Linked DNA regions of Homo sapiens: region 2 is linked to region 1. Evidence: read pairs that join two places in POLR2A ChIA-PET (ENCODE). Cell type or tissue: GM12878. All regions are shown on one strand. Links, peaks and the distances in the headings refer to the core of each region. The heading gives the core; the rest is flanking DNA.

Evidence for each region. ChIA-PET counts read pairs that join two places held together with the same protein. Peaks named below come from ENCODE experiments on the same cell type or tissue, not always from the same donor. Only the 100,000 strongest peaks of a DNase experiment are listed, where the experiment ranks them.
Region 2: POLR2A ChIA-PET joins it to region 1 with 5 read pairs; 2 of 35 experiments call an interaction of 5 or more read pairs at or near these places.

Annotation. Positions count from the first base shown.
Region 1 is chr16:10,303,249-10,314,297 of GRCh38, forward strand. No RefSeq gene overlaps it. Among named protein-coding and RNA genes, the nearest start is that of ATF7IP2, 77 kb to the right of the region's middle. In GM12878, for the core only: a CTCF peak has its summit at 5,593; DNase peaks (open chromatin) are centred at 3,423, 5,393 and 5,513; H3K27ac peaks cover 1,742 bases.
Region 2 is chr16:9,907,540-9,915,539 of GRCh38, forward strand. All of the region lies in intron 3 of GRIN2A (glutamate ionotropic receptor NMDA type subunit 2A), which reads right to left. Among named protein-coding and RNA genes, the nearest start is that of GRIN2A, 270 kb to the right of the region's middle. In GM12878, for the core only: no CTCF peak of the experiment used is centred there; a DNase peak (open chromatin) is centred at 6,942; H3K27ac peaks cover 2,026 bases.

The sequences.
Region 1 (11,049 bases), core at 1,539-9,538:
TGGCTATACATGGTAGCCTATGAAACGTAGCGCCTGGAAGTTACTGGTGGTTGGGTGGAGGGCACATCCCAGCTTCCCAGAGATGGCTAATCTGTATGCAAATAGAGTAAAATTGATATATATAGGGAGAAGAAGATATCTGAGATAGGAAATGAGAATCCTGACTGTTAGCATTAAAATCCCAGACATCCTACCTGGGAACAGGTTTGAATCCAACATTGTGACCTGGAGGATATTTTGGCCCCTAGTGTATCCTTCTCTTTCTATCTCTCTTCAGTCCCTCATTTCAACATAGTCCCATTTCTTTTTTTTTTTTTTTTTTTTTTGAGATGGAGTCTCCTCTGTCACCCAGGCTGGAGTGCAATGACGCGATCTCGGCCCACTGCAAACTCCTTCTCCTGGGTTCAAGCTATTTTCCTATCTCAGCCTCCCAAGTAGCTGGAACTATGGGCATGTGCCACCACACCCAGCTAATTTTTGTATTTTTAGTAGAGACGGGGTTTCACGATGTTGGCCAGGCTGGTCTTGAACTCCTGACCTCAGGTGATCTGCCCACCATGGCCTTCCAAAGTGCTAGGATTACAGGCGTGAGCCACTGCGCCTGGCCAACATAGTTCCATTTCCATCCTCTCTGGCTTCCACTTGACCTCCACATCTCTCTCTCTTCCCTCTTTCTTTCTTTCCTTCTCTCCACTCTCCTCTTCCCACTCCTTCCCCATTTTTCCCCATTTCTATCTCTCCTAGTCTCTCCACCTAACAAAACACCTTACAATTTTCTCATCAAGTAACTAAGAAATAAATGCAAACTATCATTCTTTGATTCAAATAATAATGAATACTACAGCTATAAATTATCAATACAAATTAACACCAAAAACAACTAAACATCTCAGAAGGTCAAATTTGCTTCTAGCTAAAAATCGACAAAACATTCTAATTTTCTGCACTAAATGTGTATCTTTGATAATTTATCCCAGGAAAATAGGACTTAGCTGAAATAATGGTCTCACAATGAAACCAGTTGTAAATTATAATTAGTATGTGCAATATGGGAAAAAAGTAGATTACATAAAGAAAAGCAATTGATTCCATGCCACCAATTTCAGTAAATTAAAATTTTAAAAAGTTTGGGGAAAATTAGAATAGTTTAATGGATCCACGTAGATAATTGATCACAAAATTAAACTGGCTTAGTAGAGTTTACTTTGGATAATGCTTTCTCATTGATAATTCAGCCATGTTTTATTTATTTATGTATGTATTTATTTATTTATTTATTGAGAAGCAGTTTCGCGCTTTTTTTTTTTTTTTTTTTTTTTGAGACGGAGTCTCCCTCTATCGCCCAGGCTGGAGTGCAGTGGCGCAATCTCGGCTCACTGCAAGCTCCACCTCCCAGGTTCACGCCATTCTCCTGCCTCAGCCTCCCGAGAAGCTGGAACTAAGGCGCCCACCACCACGCCCGGCTAATTTTTTGTATTTTTTTTTTTTGGTAGAGAAGGAGTTTCACTGTGTCAGCCAGGATGGTCTCAATCTCCTGACCTCGGGATCTGCCCACCTCGGCCTCCCAAAGTGCTGGGATCACAGGTGTGAACCACCACGCCCGGCTGGAGTTTCGATCTTGTTGCCGAGGCTGGAGTGCAATGGCACGATCTTGGCTCACCACAACCTCCGCCTCCTGGGTTCAAGTGATTCTCCTGTCTCAGCCTCCCGAGTAGCTGGGATTACAGGCATGTGCCAACACGCCCAGCTAATTTTGTATTTTTAGTAGAGACGGGGATTTCTCCATGCTGGTCAGGCTGGTCTCGAACTCCCAACCTCAGGTGATCTGCCCGCCTCGGCCTCCCAAAGTGCTGGGATTACAGGCATGAGCCACCAGGCCCGGCCAGCCATGTTGATATAATTCTGATCTAAACATTTGTATTCAAAATGTCCTGGCCAGGTGCGGTGGCTCACACCTGTAATTGCAACATTTTTAGGAGGCTGAGGTGGGATGCTGCTTCAGCCCAGCGGTTTCAGATCAGCCTGGGAAACACAGTGAGACCCTGTGTGTGTAAAATTAAAAATTAGCCAGGTGTGGTAGCACATGCCTATAGTCTCAGCTACTCAAGAGGCTGAGGAGGGAGAATCGCTTGAGCCTGGGAGGTAGAGGTTGCAGTGAGTTATAATCATGCCACTGCACTCCAGCCTAGGCAACAGAACAAGACCTTGTCTACTTTTTAAAAATTATTATTATTATTTGAGACAGAGTTTCGCCCTTGTTCCCCAGGCTGGAGTGCAATGGTGCGATCTTGGCTCACTGCAGCCTCCGTCTACTGCGTTCAAGCAATTCTCCTTCCTCAGCCTCCCGAGTAGCTGGAATTACAGGCACCTGCCACTATGCCTGGCTAATTTTTATATTTTTAGTAGAGATGGGGTTTCACCATGTTGGCCTGGCTCATCTTGAACTCCTGACCTGAGGTGATTTGCCCACCTCGGCTTCCCAAAGTGCTGGGATTACAGGCGTGAGCCACCACACCCGACCTAAATTATTATTTTTTATAGACGGGGTCTTGCTGTGTTGCCCTAGCTTGTCTGGAACTCTTGAGCTCAAGCAATCCTCCAGCCTTAGCCTCTCGAGTGGCCGGGACCACAGGCGTGCACCGTGATGCCCAGCAATTTTTTTTACGTTTTTTGTAGAAACAGGATCTAGCTTCGTTGCCCAGGCTGGTCTCAACCTCCTGGATTCAGGCAACCCTCCCACTGCAGCCTCTCAAAGTGCTGAGATTATGGGTGTGAGCCCCCGTTCTTGGCCAGTTTTATTTATTTTATTGATTTATTTATTTATTTTTGAGGCAGGGTGTTACTCTGTCACCCAGGCTGAAGTGCAGTGGCACAGTCATGGCTCACTACAGCCTTGCCCTCTTGGGCTCAGTCAATCCTCCCACCTCACCCTCTCAAGTGGCTGAGAATGCAGTCATGTGCCACTGCACCCAGCTAATTTTTGTATTTTTTTGTGGAGACACGGTGCTTTTATTTTTTTATTAAAAAATGTTTTATTTCATATTTGTTTATGACTTCATCATCATCAACAATGTAATAAGGTCAAGGGTTGGCAAACTTTTTCTATAAAGGGCCAGACAGTAAATATTTCGCCTTTATGAACCACACAGTCTACGTGACAGCTATTCAACTCTGCCCTTGTAGTATAAAAGTTGCCTGTACTGTTGTTGTATGTATTGAAAATATGTAAGCAGGCCTGTCATCCTAGCACTTTGGGAGGCTGAGGTGGGCAGGTGGCTTCAGTTCAGGAGTCTGAGACCAGCCTGGGCAATCTAGGGAAACCCCATCACTACAAAAAACACAAAAATTAGCCCGGCGTGTGGGTGCCTGCCTATAGTTTCAGCTACTTGGTAGGGTGAGGTAGGAGGATCACTTGAGCCCAGGAGGTCAAGGCTACTGTGAGCTGTAATCAGGCCACTGCACTCCAGCCTGTGAGACAAAATGAGACCCAGTCTCAAACAAACAAACAAAAAAACATAGGCGGGTCATTTGAGGTCAGGACTTTGAGACCAGCCAGACAGTGAAATACTGTCCCTACTAAAATACAAAAAAAGATTAGCCAGGCATGGTGGCGAGCACCTGTAATCTCAGCTACTTTGGAGGATGAGGTAGGAGAATCGCTTGAACCCAGGAGGCGGAGGTTGCAATGAGCCGAGGTCGCGCCACTGTACTCCAGCCTGGGTGACAGAGCAAGACTCCGTTTCAAAAAAAAAAAAAAAAGGACATAACTCAGGAATGGCCAGCTAGAAGAGATGCATGGGACAGGTATTGGGTGATGGGGGCGCGTGCATGAAGCTTTCTTGCACTCCCTGGGCTCATCAGCCTCCCAGCACTTCAGTGTGTTCACCCATCTAGAAGCTTCCCAGACCTCATTGTTCAAGAGTTTTTCTCAAGCTCAATGTCTGTTGTTAAAAGGCGGGAGGATCACGAGGTCAGGAGATCGAGACCATCCTAGCTAACACGGTGAAACCCCGTCTCTACTAAAAATACAAAAAAAAATTAGCCGGGCGTGGTGGTGGGCGCCTGTAGTCCCAGCTACTTGGGAGGCTGAGGCAGGAGAATGGCGTGAACCCGGGAGGCAGAGCTTGCGGTGAGCCGAGATCGTGCCACTGCACTCCAGCCTGGGCGACAGAGCGAGACTCTTATCTAAAAAAAAAAAAAAAAAATTTCAACACTCCAACCACTTGGTCTTTTTTTTTCTTCTTCTTCTTTTTGAGTCAAAGTCTTGTTCAGTTGCCCAGGCTGGAATGCAATGGCACAATTACAGCTCACTGCAGCCTTGAACTATTGGGCTTAAATGATCCTCCCTCCTCAGCCTCTTGAGTATCCGGGACTACGGATGTGCATCACCATGCCTAGCTAATTTTTTAGTTTCTGTAGAGATACGGTCTCCCTATGTTGCCCACGCTGGTTTGGAACTTCTGGACCCAAGTAATCCTCCCACCTGAGCCACCCAAAGTACTGGGATCACAGGTGTAAGCCCCTGCAGTTGGCCTTCCTTGGTCTTCTGATGACCAACCCCATCCTGAAGCTATATAGGGGAACTACTCTAAGTCACCTTATTGGCATGAACTCAGGTGTGATGGAAAAGGGCTCCTTATGGATAACAAAAGACACTCCAGGCCAAGCACAGTGGCTCATACCTATAATCCCAACCCTTTGGGAGGCCAAGGCAGGAAGATTGCTTGAGTCCAGGAGTTCAAGACCAGCTTGGGCTTGGTAGGCAGAGTTTGCAGTGAACTGAAATCACACCAGTGCACTGCAACCTGGGCAACAGAGTGAGACCCTGTCTCAAAAAAAAAAAAAAAAAAAAAAAAGGCACTCCCATCACTCAGAAAACTCTAAGCGTTTTAGGAGCTCAGTACCAGGAACTGGGGACAAAAACCAAATATTTCTTTTTTTTTCAAGATGGAGTTTCTTGTCACCCACGCTGGAGTGCAATGGCACAATCTCAGCTCACTGCAACCTCCACCACCCGGGTTCAAGTGATTCTCCTGCCCCAGCCTCCCAAAGTAGCTGGAATTACAGGCGCGCACCACCACACCCAGCTAATGTTTGTGTTGTTAGTAGAGACGGGGTTTCGCCATGTTGGCCAGGCTGGTCTCGAACTCCTGACTTCAGGTGATCCTCCCACCTCAGTCTCCCAAAGTGCTGGGATTATAGGCATAAGCCACCATGCCTGGCCAAAAACCAATTTTTTTTTTATTAGACCACAACTTGTCTGTGTCTCTTCCCCTCTAGATTTCGAGCAGCCAAGGGATGTGTCTAGGCACTTTTCATTTCTACTGCCCAGCACATAGTTGTTATTCCAAGCTGCACCATGTTGTAAACCCCTGCCATTTCGCAACCCTAGTCAGAGTGGAAAATTCCAGTGGGTCTCGGCTGTGAGAAACACCCTACCAGACAAGTTCAGGCCTAACCGCCTGAACCCAGGAAATTCCCTCCTTAGCAGCTAGCCACATTGCCTGTCCCTTTTTGCAGCAAGCAAAGACCTGTCCCGTCCTGACCTGTAATTACCCAAGTCTGTAAGCGGGAGTGGGTTCCGGCACTAGCTGGTGTCCCCCTCTGCAGGGCTTTGATCTGTGTTGCTGTAGAGCCACCTCCATCCATTCCTTCTTCTTTTCGCGCTCTAACAATAGTAACACTTAAAACATACATAGCTGCTGGTGTCATTAATCTTGCCATTGGTGTTGTTGCTTGATTATTGGTGTAATGTCTACCTCATAGAGTAATCTAGCTCATTCAGTGACATGAGTCATTTACAGATGATTTAATGAATATTTTTCATTATCACCTCCCCCTAGGTCCAGAAAAGGCTGCTAACTTTCCCAAGACCTTTTAATTCTTTTTTCTTTTTTCTTTTTTCTTTTTTTTTTTTTTTTTGAGACAGAGTCTCTGTCGCCAGGCTGGAGGGCAGTGGCACGATCTCAGCTCACTGCAACCTCTGCCTCCCTCCTGGGTTCACGCAATTCTTCTCTCTCAGCCTCCTGAGTAGCTGGGACTGCAGGCACCCACCACCACACCTAGCTCATTTTTGTGTCTGTAGTAGATACAGGGTTTCACCATATTGGTCAAGCTGGTCTCCAACTCCTGACCGCAGGTGATCCACCCACGTCAGCCTCCCAAAGTGCTGGGATTACAGACATGAGCCACCGCGCCCTGCTGACCTCTTAACTCTTTAGAACAGAGTTCTAAACTTCCTGACTCTGAAGTTATCTTTCCATTTCATCCTCAAAGATACCCAAAGGACCTTTTAGCATACTGGTGATTGAGACAAAAGAATTTCCAAACCTGGAGACAAATCCCAACTCTTGCTTCCTGATTCTCTTTTCTATACTGTCTTCTCAGGTCATCCTTTCCCCATGGCTGCATAAAATAGATTGAATCAAATGGAGCCCATCATGCTGGCTGCTTCTCTCCGCTGGGGCCAGGAGCAGCCTGACTGCAGAGTCAGCTGAAGACAGACAGCAGTCAGAGTGCTGGCCTTCTCCTTCCAAAAACACAGCCGTTCAAGTTCACAGAGACTGAAGAATACGATAAACACAGATAAACGTGCTTGACGGTGAGTAATTTTTGTCTGGGTACGGAAAGAAGAATAACAGGAGAAAAGGCACCATTTTCTTGGCCTGAACCGCCTCCTCTGGTTTCTTTTTTTCTTTTTCTCTTTTCTTTTTTTTTTGAAACAGGGTCTCACTCTGTCACTCAGGCTGGAGTGCAGTGGTACAATCACAGCTCTCACTGCAGCCTCGACCTCCTGGGCTCAAGCGATCCTCCTACCCCAGCCTCCAAAGTAGCTGGGACTATAGGCACGCACCACCATGCCCAGCTAATTTTTTAATTTTTTGTAGCAATGGGGTTTCGCCATGCTACTTAGGCTGGTCTCAAACTCCTAAACTCAAGTAATCTGCCTGCCTCGGCCTCCCAAAGTGGGGGGATTACAGGCACCTCGCACAGCCCTGCCTCTGTTTTAAGAGACAAGAATTCAGATTTCCATCAAACCTCTCTTCTTAGAGCAAGTTGACCTCTAGGTGCAGGAAACCCTGACAGAGACTGGCCACAGGGCCCTGCGCCTCTCCCCAGCCCAGCACAAATAGAAGAGGCCAAAAAAGCAGATGTGATGGTTATGGTTCTACTGAACACTGGAAGATACTTACTGCAAGCTTTATACACAAATGCATCACCACACCTTTGTGAGGTGGGTCATATCGTCGCTGTCCCATCTATTTGTTGGTGGAGGAAACTGATGGTTGCAAGAGTGAGATTAACTTGCCCTAGGTTCACTCAGCTCATTATTGCCCAATAGATTTGTGGAATAATCAAGATTTAAATCCAGAATGAGATTCCAATCAATGGTATCCAGAGAAAAAAATAAAAAATAAAAATAAATCCAGGCCGGGCATGGTGGCTCACACCTGTAATCCCAACACTTTGGGAGGCCGAAGCAGGTGGATCACCTGAAGTCAGGAGTTTGAGTCCAGCCTGGCCAACATGGCAAAGCCCTGTCTCTACTAAATATACGAAAATTAGCCAGGTGTGGTGGTACAGGCCTGTAATCCCAGCTACTCAGGAAGCTAAGGCAGAAGAACCACTCGAACCCAGGAGGTGGAGGTTACAGTGAGCCAAGATCATGCCACTGCACTCCAGCCTGGGTAACAGAGCGAGACTCCCTCTCAAAAAAATAAATAAATAAAAATAAATCCAGTGTAGGCTGGCTTCAAGGCCTATGGTCTTTGATAGTGTTGTTGCTATGATTTTCCTTTGTTTTTAACTTTTTAAACTTTGAAATTATTTTAGATTTATCAGAAAGTTGCAAAGATAGCACCGATCATTCCTGTGTACTCTCACCTAGGTTTCTCTGATGTTAAGGTCTTACAATCATCAAAACCAAGAAATTAGCACTAGGACAATTCACTGCAGACCTTATTCATTTTTCACCGGTTTTTCCACTAATGTCCTTTGCCGCCTTCTGGGAGGAAAAATATTTCCTCTGCTCCCTTATTTTCACTGACAGGGTCCATACATTAAACTGACACAAGTCAGACTAGCAAGAGAAAAGACGTTTTATTTCCATATGTATGTATGCACATGGGAGTTCACAGAAAAGAAAATGTGACTCAAAGGAGTGGTTAGAATTTGGGGCTTATAGCCGGACGTGGTGGCTCATGCCTGTAATCCCAGCACTTTGGGAGGCTAAGGCCGGTGGATCGCTTGAGACCAGGAGTTCGAGACCAGCCTGGCCTACTTGGTGAAACCCCATCTTCACTAAAAATACAAAACATTAGCCGAGCATGGTGGCAGGTGTCTGTAACCCCAGCTACTCAGGAGTCTGAGGCAGGAGAATTGCCTGAATCCACGAGGCAGAGGTTGCAGTGAGCCGAGAATGCACCACTGCACTCTACTCCGGGCAAAGCGAGACTCTGTCTCAAAAAAAAAAAAAAAAATAGAATTTGGGGCTTATAATCCATCTTAATAGGTGAAGGATCACAGTACTTTAGGAGGCTGAGGCAGGAGGATCACTTGAGCCCAGGGGTTCAAGACCAGCTTGGGCAACAAAGTGAGAACTTGTCTCTACAAAAAAAAAAAAAAAAAAAAATTAGCTGGGCATGGTGATGCATAGCTGTAGTCCCAGCTACTTGGGAGACTGAGGTTGGAGGATTGCTTGAGCCTGGTAGGTCGAGGTTTCAATGAGTTATGATCGTACCACTGCACTCCAGCCCGGGCAACAGAGGGAGACCCTGTCTCGAAAAAAAAAGACAGGAAACGAAAAAGACAAAATAGATGAAGGAGAAGGGAAGAAAGAGCACTTGTGGAAAAACAAACGAGGTTTTGGAAAGATAAATGAGCCCTTAGGAGACTAGATGGGGGATATGACAGATTTTGTGACTGTCTGCTTTGGTGTGTGGCTGACTTCTGTCTCAGAGAAGATTGGAGTTGTTCCCAGGGATAAGATTTATGACAATAGAGTTCTTTTTTATTCTTTTGGGAGGCTCTGCTCTTAGGCAGATAAGAGATTTCAGAAAGTCAGAAGCCCTCGGCTCAAAACAATTTTTATGCCACACTGGCTTATTCTGGGGCCCTTCCCCATTTCAGAATCCAATTGGGGCCGGGCATGGTGGCTCATGCCTGTAATCCTAACACTCTGGGAGGCCGAGGCAGGTGAATCACTTGAGGCCAGGAGTTTGAGACCAGTCTGGCCAACATGGTGAAACCCCATCTCCACTAAAAATCCAAAAATAAAAGTAGCTGGGCGTGGTGGTGGGCACCTGTAATCCCAGCTACTCAGGAGGCTGGGGCAGGAGAATCACTTGATCCCAGGAAGCAGAGGTTGCAGTGAGCCAAGATCGCGCCACTGCACTTCAGCCCAGGCAACAGAGTGAGACCCTTTCTAAAAAAAAAAAAAAAAAAAAAAAATCCAATTGGGACCCCACCTTACATTTAGTTATGTCTTCTTGGTCTCCTCCAATGTGTGACAGTTTCTCCGTCTTCCTTTATTCCTCACCACTTTGACACTTTTGAGAAATATTGATCTTTTATTTTGTAGACTGTCCCTTAACTTGGTGTTTCCTCATGACTAGACTGAGGTTGTTAAACATTTACTAGCACACCACAGGCCGTTGGTTTGCATGAGAATGAAACAACAACTAGGGTTTCTCTTTATATATATTTTATATTTGATGCTCCCAAAGTGCTAGGATCAGCCAGGCGCGATGGCTCATCCCTGTAATCCCAGTGCTTTGGGAGGCCAAGGTGGAAAGATCACCCAAGCCCAGAAGTTCAAGGCCAGCCTGGGCAATTTAGTGAGATTCCATCTCTTCAAAAAATTTAAATATTAGCCTGCAGGGTGTGAACCTGTAGTCCCAGCTACTCAGGAGGCTGAGGAAAGAAGATCCCTTGAGTCCAGGAGGCCAAGGCTGCAGTGAGCTATGATCGCACCACTGCACTCCAGCCTGGGCAACAGAGTGAAACCTTGATTCTAAAAATAAACACAAAAAGGGAGGTGGAGCATAACTCATCATGCTTTAAGTGTGGACTGCACAGAGTGACTTCCTTACAAAGAGCACAAAGGGAGGGAAAGAGCAACTGTACAGTGAGAAACTTGATAAACACTACCTCAACCAGGTGATCAAGGCCAACATCAACCATGATAAGTCATGTCAACAGTATGCGCTGGTATCACTTGATAAAAATGGCATTTTACCACTATCATCTTTCTTCCAAAAATCCATAACCTCAGCTAATCATGAAAAAAAAACATCAGACAAATCTCAGTAGAGGGCCGTGCTGCAAATTGCCTGACCAGTACTTCTCAGAACTGTCATCAAAAACAAATTCTGAGAAACTGTCACAGCGAAGAGGACCCTAAAGAGACATGACAACTAAATGTAATTGGTATCCTTGATGGGATCCTGGAACAGGAAATCTGTCACAAGGTAAAAACTAAGGCAGTCCGAATAAAGTATGGGCTTTAGTTAATGCATCAATATTAGATCGTTGATTGTAACAAATGCACCACACTAATGTAAGCTAACAGGGGAAACTGAGTCAGGATGTATGAGGACACTGTACTACCTTCACAATTTTTGTAAAATGTAAAACTATTCTTTTTTTTTTTTTTTGAGATGGAGTTTTACTCTTGTTGCCTGGGCTAGAGTACAGTGGCGCAATCTCAGCTCACTGCAACCTCCACCTCCCGGGTTCAAATGATTCTCCTGCCTCAGCCTCCCAAGTAGCTAGGATTACAGGGAGCTACCACCATGCCTGGCTAATTTTTGTACTTTTAGTAGAGACAGGGTTTCACCATGTTGGCCAGGCTGGTCTCAAACTCCTGCCGTCAGGTGATCCACCTGCCTTGGCCTCCCAAAGTGTTGAGATTACAGGTGTGAACCACTGTGCCCAGCTAAAACTATTCTTAAAAAATTTAGTTTGTTTAAAAAAAAAAAAAAAAAGGAAAAAGTGACCATTTTTTAATCTCTCAAAAATATACCATTAACCTAAACCCTTAAAATATTT
Region 2 (8,000 bases), core at 1-8,000, 400 kb before region 1:
GTCATGATTATACGAATCTGTGTGCCAAGAATCATACAGTCATGCCTCCAACAGTCAATTTTACTAGATATTATTTTTAAAAATAAAATTTAAAATTTTCATTAAAAAATAAAAGAAAATAAAGCAAAATCACAAGTCTCATTTAAATACAAAGATCTGTCTCGCCTAAATATTCACATGTTCAAATCCTCCAAAACTGAGCAGAGAGTCCACCTTTTCCCAAAAGGCTCACTGAGCTTCCAGCCTCCACTCCCTCCTCAAAACTCCCCTCACTTCCTCTGCAGCTCCATTTCCACCTTAGAGTTTTTCAAACACATACATTCTCTTCTTTGCTGGAGGGTAAGCTCCCGGGAAACAGGGATCATGTCTGAGCCCTCGCTGCGTGCCCTCACCCCTGCACAGTGTCTGGCATGTGGTAGGCGGTCAGTGACCATTTGCTGAATGAGCAGGAGCAGATTTTCATCTGGCCGGAGCTGGAGTCCTGAGCAGCGTTGAGAATGTCCCGGTGTGCTGGATGGCATGTGAGAACCATCAGGACAGAGTTCACTGTATTCTGGCCTAAATAGAGGTCTGAACTCTGCCGGGCCTCATAATGAAACTTGACAGCACTATGTACATTAGCAGTAATAATGTTTCACACCCGGACATGGATTTCTGGTGTGGAAATGTGTCCCCTAAAAGACTAAGCTCTGCAAGTCCCAGTCACTGCTCTGATATTCATATCTTCATCCATAATTGCAAGGTCACCCTCTTGGTGGGAGAAGAGAATGATGTGTTTACCACCTAAAGGGCAAAGGAACTGCTGGGTGGAGGAGGAGTTTTGTTTTGTTTTGTTTTGTTTTTCTGTATAAATGGTAAAAAGAATATAGCTTTTTTTTCTTTTTACTATAGTCCTTCTTCCAGTTTTTTTTCCCAAATAGCTATAAAGGGTTAATCTTACAACTACAGAGAAATAATTGTGGGGAGAGTAGGAGGAAGAGAAAGAGGGAACAAAGGAGGAGAAAGAGGAAAAGAAGAGAAGTCAAAGAGAAGAAAACCCAGGGGAAGAAGGAGAAGAAGAAGACAGACCAACAGGAGAGTAAAGGGAGAAGTGTGGGAAAAGGAAAAGGGCTGTTTTCTTACACTTGATAATGAAACAAAATGGAGTTTGAAGCCCAGCAGAGCCCTTCAGGAAAGCTGGCCAGGGCTGTGTGGGAGGAGATCCTCACGTCAGTACGATGAGAGCAAGAGAGAGTGGCAAGATGGATTGCGTCCAGAGCTGGGCGAGCAGCAAACAGGAAGGGAGCAGTGAGGGGATGCACCACACCGTGGCCTGGCACCAGGCCCTCCCTGGTGACATTGGGAAAGTAGGTCAGTTTCAGAGCTGGCTGGGGGATGAATGGTCAGCCAGGAGCAAGTGGTGGGAATTAAAGATGCTGAGTGAGAGGTTGACTTAAGCATGGGATCTAGGAGACAGGGAGTGTTATTAGTCTGTTTTTCACACTGCTGATAAAGACATACCTGAACTGGGAAGAAAAAGAGGTTTAATGGACTTATAATTCCATGTGGCTGGGGAGGCCTCACAATCATGGTGGAAGGCAAGGAGGACCAAGTCATGTCTTACATGGAAGGGAGCAGGCAAAAAGAGTTTGTGCAGGGAAACTCCACCTTTTTAAAACCATCAGATCTCATGAGACTTATTCACTATCACAAGAAAAGCATGGGAAAAACCCGCCCCTATGATTCAATTACCTCCCACCAGGTCCTTCCCACAACATGTGGTAATTCAAGATGAGATATGGGTGGGGACAATGCCAAACCATATCAGGGAGCTTCCCTAGCACAACAGAAAGAATGAAAGCCAGCCCTAGGTTGAGCTGTCCAGTAGATCTTTCTAGCACAATGGCAATATATCTGTCACATCCAGTATGGCAGCCACTAGTCACCTGTTGCCATTGAGCAACTGAAATGTGGATAGTGTGACTGAGGATATGAATTTTCCATTTTATTTTACTTAATTTCCATTTAAATAGCCACATATGGCTAGTGGCTGGCTGTCATATCAGATAGCTTAAGTACAGAGAAAAGAGCTGTGTGGATCACATTCAAGGAGAAATTGATTGCCAAGAGGATCCCAAAAGGCTGTTTTCTGAAATGCCTTAAGTGTATTTGAGATGGTACACAGATGCATTTAGATGGCACATGGGCAAACTTTATTTTTAGAATTAGATTTTATTATTTTCATGTATATTGGAAAAATGGAACTAGCATCTCAAACCCACTGTTTCATATATATCGTTGCTTAAGAAGACGCTATGGTGGAATTTTATGTCTCTAAAAGATTAGGTCAATGTAGGTAAAAAGTACTATGTTAACAATACCACAGAGGGCTTACAGATCTAGCAAAAAGTAATACATGTATTTCATGTAAACGGAATCATACACTATGTGGCCTTTTGTGCCTGGCCTCTTTCACGTAGCCTAATGTTTTCAAGGTTCATCAATGTTGGAAAACATATTTCATTCCTTTATGGCTCATATTCTATAGTATGGACAAAACCACATTAAGTTCATCCATCAAATGTCTGTTGATGGACATCTAGGTTTACACTTTGGGTTACTATGAACAGTGCTTCTAGGAACATTCTAGTACAAGTTTTTCAGTTTTTGTTTGAATACCTATTTTTAATTTGGGGAGGTATCTAACTAGAAGTAGAATCTTTTAGGGGTAGGGTAATGAGGTGGTTCTGAAACTAGATAGTGGTGATGGTTGTACAACATTGTGAATGCACTTAATGCCACTGAATTATACAGTTTAAATTGTTAAAATGGCAAATTTTTTGTTTTCTGTATTTTTCCACAACAAAGAATCATTTTAAATGAAAGTAACAAAGAAAGCAAGCAGATGGCTGAATAGAACTGAGCTAATTCAAGGATACAATAAGTAGTTGAAAAGCAGTCATAGCTGAGATATGAGATTTAAACTCATATTTGAGTCTCATATGAAGTCTCAGAGTTCTTTTTTTTTTTTTTTTTTTTGAGACGGAGTCTTGCCGTTGCCCAGGCTGGAGTGCAGTGGTGCGATCTCGGCTCACTGCAACCTCTGCCTCCCAGGTTTAAGTGATTCTCCTGCCTCAGCCTCCTGAGTAGCTGGGACTACAGGTGCCCACCACTACACCTGGCTAATTTTTGTATTTTTAGTAGAAATGGAGTTTCACCATGTTGGCCAGTCTGGCCTCAAACTCCTGACCTCAGACCATCTGCCTGCCTTGGCCTCCCAAAGTGCTGGGATTACAGGCATGAGCCACTGCACCCAGCCTTAGAGTTCTTTTGATTCAATCTTCTGCCCCTGAATCATTTCTACAATACCTCTGGCAGATAGGTGGGCCTATTTTTCTGCTTGCCTGCTTCCATGGAGTAAAGACCTCAGTACCTCTCCAAAACAACCAGTATCATTGGTGTATAGATACACATTTTAGAAAGGTCTTCTTTACTTTAACTAAAAAAAAAAAATCCATCTTGTAATTTTCACATTTTATCCTATAGTCCCCAGAATTATCCAAAATAATGTATTCCTACTATGTGCCTGGCTAACAGCACAGGAGCTAACAGCAGCCTTAAATAGGAGTGACAGCAAAGAGTTAGCGGAGGTCAGCCCGTGTAGAGAAGTTTCCAAAATGACCATAAGCTGAGTGTGGTGGCTCACACTTGTAATCACAGCATTCTGGGAGGCCAAGGTGGGAGAATCACTTGAGGCCAGGAGTTTGAGACCAGCTTGGGTAACATAGAGAGATGCTCGTCTCTAAAATAAACAAACAAAATGGTCATAAAATGAATGAAAGGAACAGTGAAACACAGTGATTACATGCACTAGCTCTGGAGCCAGAAAACCTTAAATTTATATGCTAACTCAGCTAGTTCCTAGTGTTAGCGATCTTGGGCAAGTTATTTAACTATCCGTAGCCTGTTTCTTGATCAGTAAAATGGGCATAATCATAGCAGCCATGCCATAGGTTTGTCATGAGTATAAAATGAGAATTCATCGAGAGTCCTGAGCACCATCCCAATCCCTGTATCCAGTGGCTCTCATTAATATTAGCCCATGAATGTTAACAATGCCCTCCAACTTAGGAACAAGGAAGTGCATTTGGAAAAACATAGCTCTACAAAGGTCTGTCTCCTAACCTGTGATGGCCATTTACCCATCATGTAACAGGGAGAAGCACATGATTATAATGTCTAGAAAATTTTAAATAATTCTACAGAAAAAAACCTGAGTATAAAGGTTGAGTGAACACTTTTACACTTTTGGGAAGTTTCTATGACTTATTTAAGTGATGATTCCCACCCTTAGTCAAGCTGAAAAGCAGCTCCTAAAGGGTGAGAGGCATTAAGGTATTGTGCTTAAGAGCATGACTGGGCAAGCTATTCACTCTGCATCTTAGTTTTCTCAACTGTAAGATGGGGTTAATATCCCTACCTCATAGTGTTGGTGGGAGGATTAAATGAGTTAGTACCTGTAATGTGCTGGCACACAGTGAGCACAAAATATGTGTTAACTATGATGAGGATGATGGTGATGGTGGTGATGGTGATGATGGTGGTGATGGTAATGACGATGACGATAAAGGAAAAGGAGAAGGAAGAAGAAGAATGGGGAAAAAAAGGAAGAAGATGTTGGTAATTATGGCAATGATGATGATGGCAATGATGATAGATAATGATGTTGGTGATGGTGTGATGTTGATAGCAATGGTGGTAGTGATTATGGAGATGATGCTATAAATGGTGATGGCAATGATGTGATGTTGATGATGATGACGATGATACCAATGTCGGCATCATTTAGTCTCTGCCCTTTCCAGAACCATGGTTCCAGAAACACCATTTTCAGAACGTAGCCCCTGATGAAATGCATATAAAAGCTTTATGAAGCTGCAAAAGGAATAATGAAAAGATAAAGCACTCTTCTTAAAATTCAGAGTAAGTGGGTGGGGTGGGGGGAGGGTAGTACAAAGAAGTGGTTAAGAACAGAAGCTTTGGACTTAAGAGTCCTTGCTTTGTATCTCAGTATTGCTAGTTATGAGTCTGCCTCTTTAATTGTGCCAACTGGGATTCATGTTTAAAATCTGCATAATGGGGATAATAAAAATACTCATATGGAGTATCTCTGCGTATTAAAAGGGCAATATGCACAAAACACTTTGTAGAGAGCCTGGAACATAGTAACTGAAGAATAAACATTAGTTATCACTGGTATTAATGGGCACAATTAAAGGTGAATGATCTGAGCCAAGGAACAAATGCTATTGAATTTCATATCTAAAAGGCAGTAATAGCTGTGCTGTTCAGCAAAAGTGGATGGGAGGATTCCAAGGCAGATAATTCAGCTGGACCCAAATAGTCTCCACATAGAAGAGTTTTAAGGTTATCTATCTAAACCAACAGAACTGCTCCCTCTGCCCTTGGCCTCGCCATACATTGCAGAAACTCTTCCCAGTCTTCCTGCCAGAAGATTCCAGTGTCCACATGATTTCTCTCCACTTCTTTGGAGGGTCCCTTCCACTGATAGCTTAAAGTGTCAGCAAGAGTTTCCTTTCACTGAACCACAGTTATTTCCTTGAAGCTTCAACCCACTAGCTCTAGTTCTCTACTGTAAGCAAAGGAGACTAATTCTACTACAATTTCCGGATGGCAGTCCTTTAAAACTCTGAAGCCAGTTCTTGGGTCACTCCTTATGAGTCTCCTCTAGGGAAACATTTCTCATAAGACACATAGTAGATATGGGTGCTCTATTTCATTCAAAAATATACATATAGAGTCTTCACTCTTTTTCTCCAGACAGGATCTTGAATTTGCAGAATGAGATTCTATTCCAGGGACCTTTATGTAAAGATTTATAGACATTTGCTACAACGCATTGTGCAACCTTGTATTTTAGGTCAAATAAGTAATTGAAACAAGTTTCTTTATGTTTCCCCTCTATATAGAAATAATTAATAATAATATTAAATTGAGGGTCCAACATCGGCTAGGCACAGTGCTGGGTGTTTAACATAAGTTATCGCATTTTATACTTCAGCAGCTCTGGAACTAAGCAGCTAATGCATTCAATTGAGAGAGTGTTTGCATGTTTCGGAAATTGGGCCTTGTATCCTGGAAAAGAGCTATATTCTACGCTTCATTTACACTTCACTCATCAAAACACTCTTTGGTAAGAGCTATTTGATGTTCTAGGTCCAACTTTTTTTTTAGCTTTTGCCTTTGAGAGGTCATGTTTTGCATTCTTTGACTCAATCCTCAAGGCTCTGAGCCTGCTTAAAATGTAGAAGGCAGATAACGTTTGGGCTTGAAGTTTGAAATAACATTTTTTTTTCCATTTCTCCTTTGGGAGGGATATTGTATTTCACCCACAGGGGTTCTTTTTACTTGTTGCTGATTTTCAAAAGAAAAAAAGAAAAGAACAAAATTACAAAATCCATTACGTGAAGGCATTAGAACTGAGTGTGAAAAACAATTTAGAATAGAGGCTCCCAAGAATGTTTGATTTGGAGAGAACTAGAAAATCATTCTTGGTTAAAAAAAAAAAAAAGATGCAGTTCCAGTATTAGAATAAAATCAGACACTAATTTCTTCCAGCTAAAGTACAGCCAAGAGTCAAAATGCCAAGTCATCATTTAAAAAAACGGCAAATCTTAGTATTTCTTTCCTGGACAAAAACACCTAGGAAGACAATAAAACTTTACAGAACTGCCAGTTTTCAACATGCTGGCAGCAAAACCCAGCAGATGCACCAACAAGAAAGGCAGACCTAAACCAGCCTAGCAGGGGCATCATTTGGCAAAGGGACAGCCTGCCACCATACTGGTTTCTATTTCAGATAACAAAATTGTCCAATAGTGTCTAATAGAGTTAACTCAACCAGCTGTGTGGCTGACAGGCCTGCACCTGCTTTCAGTATCAGTTCTGGCTTCTGAACAGCACAGGCTATTCCAGTTCTTCTCACCGTGTTAAACCACAGAAAATTTCCCAATGCACAAGTTCTGAAACTATCTTCAACGCATACGCATTTGTTTTGCTGTGGCTCAGAAGTTAGGCTTATTGAAGATGGAAAGATGGTCCCAGAGAGAACAAAGTGGGAACGTAAGGGGCTCCCAGACCCAAAGCTGAGGAAGACGACAGTGAATTGAAACTTGCCATTAAGGCTATAACAGCTTAATCACCTGGATATGATAGCAGCAGTTAGACAAGCCACAAAGAGACTCAACTGAAAGCTGAAGCATTGTGCTACAAGACAGCTAAGGGGCAGAAGAGCCAACAGCAACATTCCCCACATGTGGGAAGGGGCATATGTTTCCATTTATTTACAGCCTATTGATTATGCAGCTTTTTTTTTTTTTTTTTTTTTTTTTTTTTTTTTTTTTTTTTTTTTTAATGAGACGGAATCTCACTCTTTCATCCAGGCTGGAGTGCAGTGGCGCGATCTCGTCTCACTGCAAGCTCCGCCTCCCGGGTTCACGCCATTCTCCTGCCTCAGCCTCCCTAGTAGCTGGGACTACAGGCAACTGCCACTGCACCCGGCTAATTTTTTGTATTTTTAGTAGAGATGGGGTTTCACCATGTTAGCTAGGATGGTCTTGATCTCCTGACCTCATGATCCGCCCGCCTCAGCCTCCGAAAGTGCTGGGATTACAGGCGTGAGCCACCACTCCCGGCCAACTATACAGAATTCTTAATAAGGCAAGCTGAAGCTGACGGCAATTTACAAGTCAGGGAAATAAGAATCAACTGGTCAAGGAACACATCAAAACTGGGAGGACTTGAATCAAGTCCACCACCCTTAATAATAGCCACCTTCCTTAAGAACAGCACAGACCTACACAACTATCCAAATGTTCTAATAAAGGTAGAAAATACATACAAACAAGTATTTTTCTGTGAAAGCAGCTTTATGGTAAGATTATTTATCAAGGCCATTGCCCCAATTACTTGTTTCTACTTATTTGAACAGAGACAGTGTA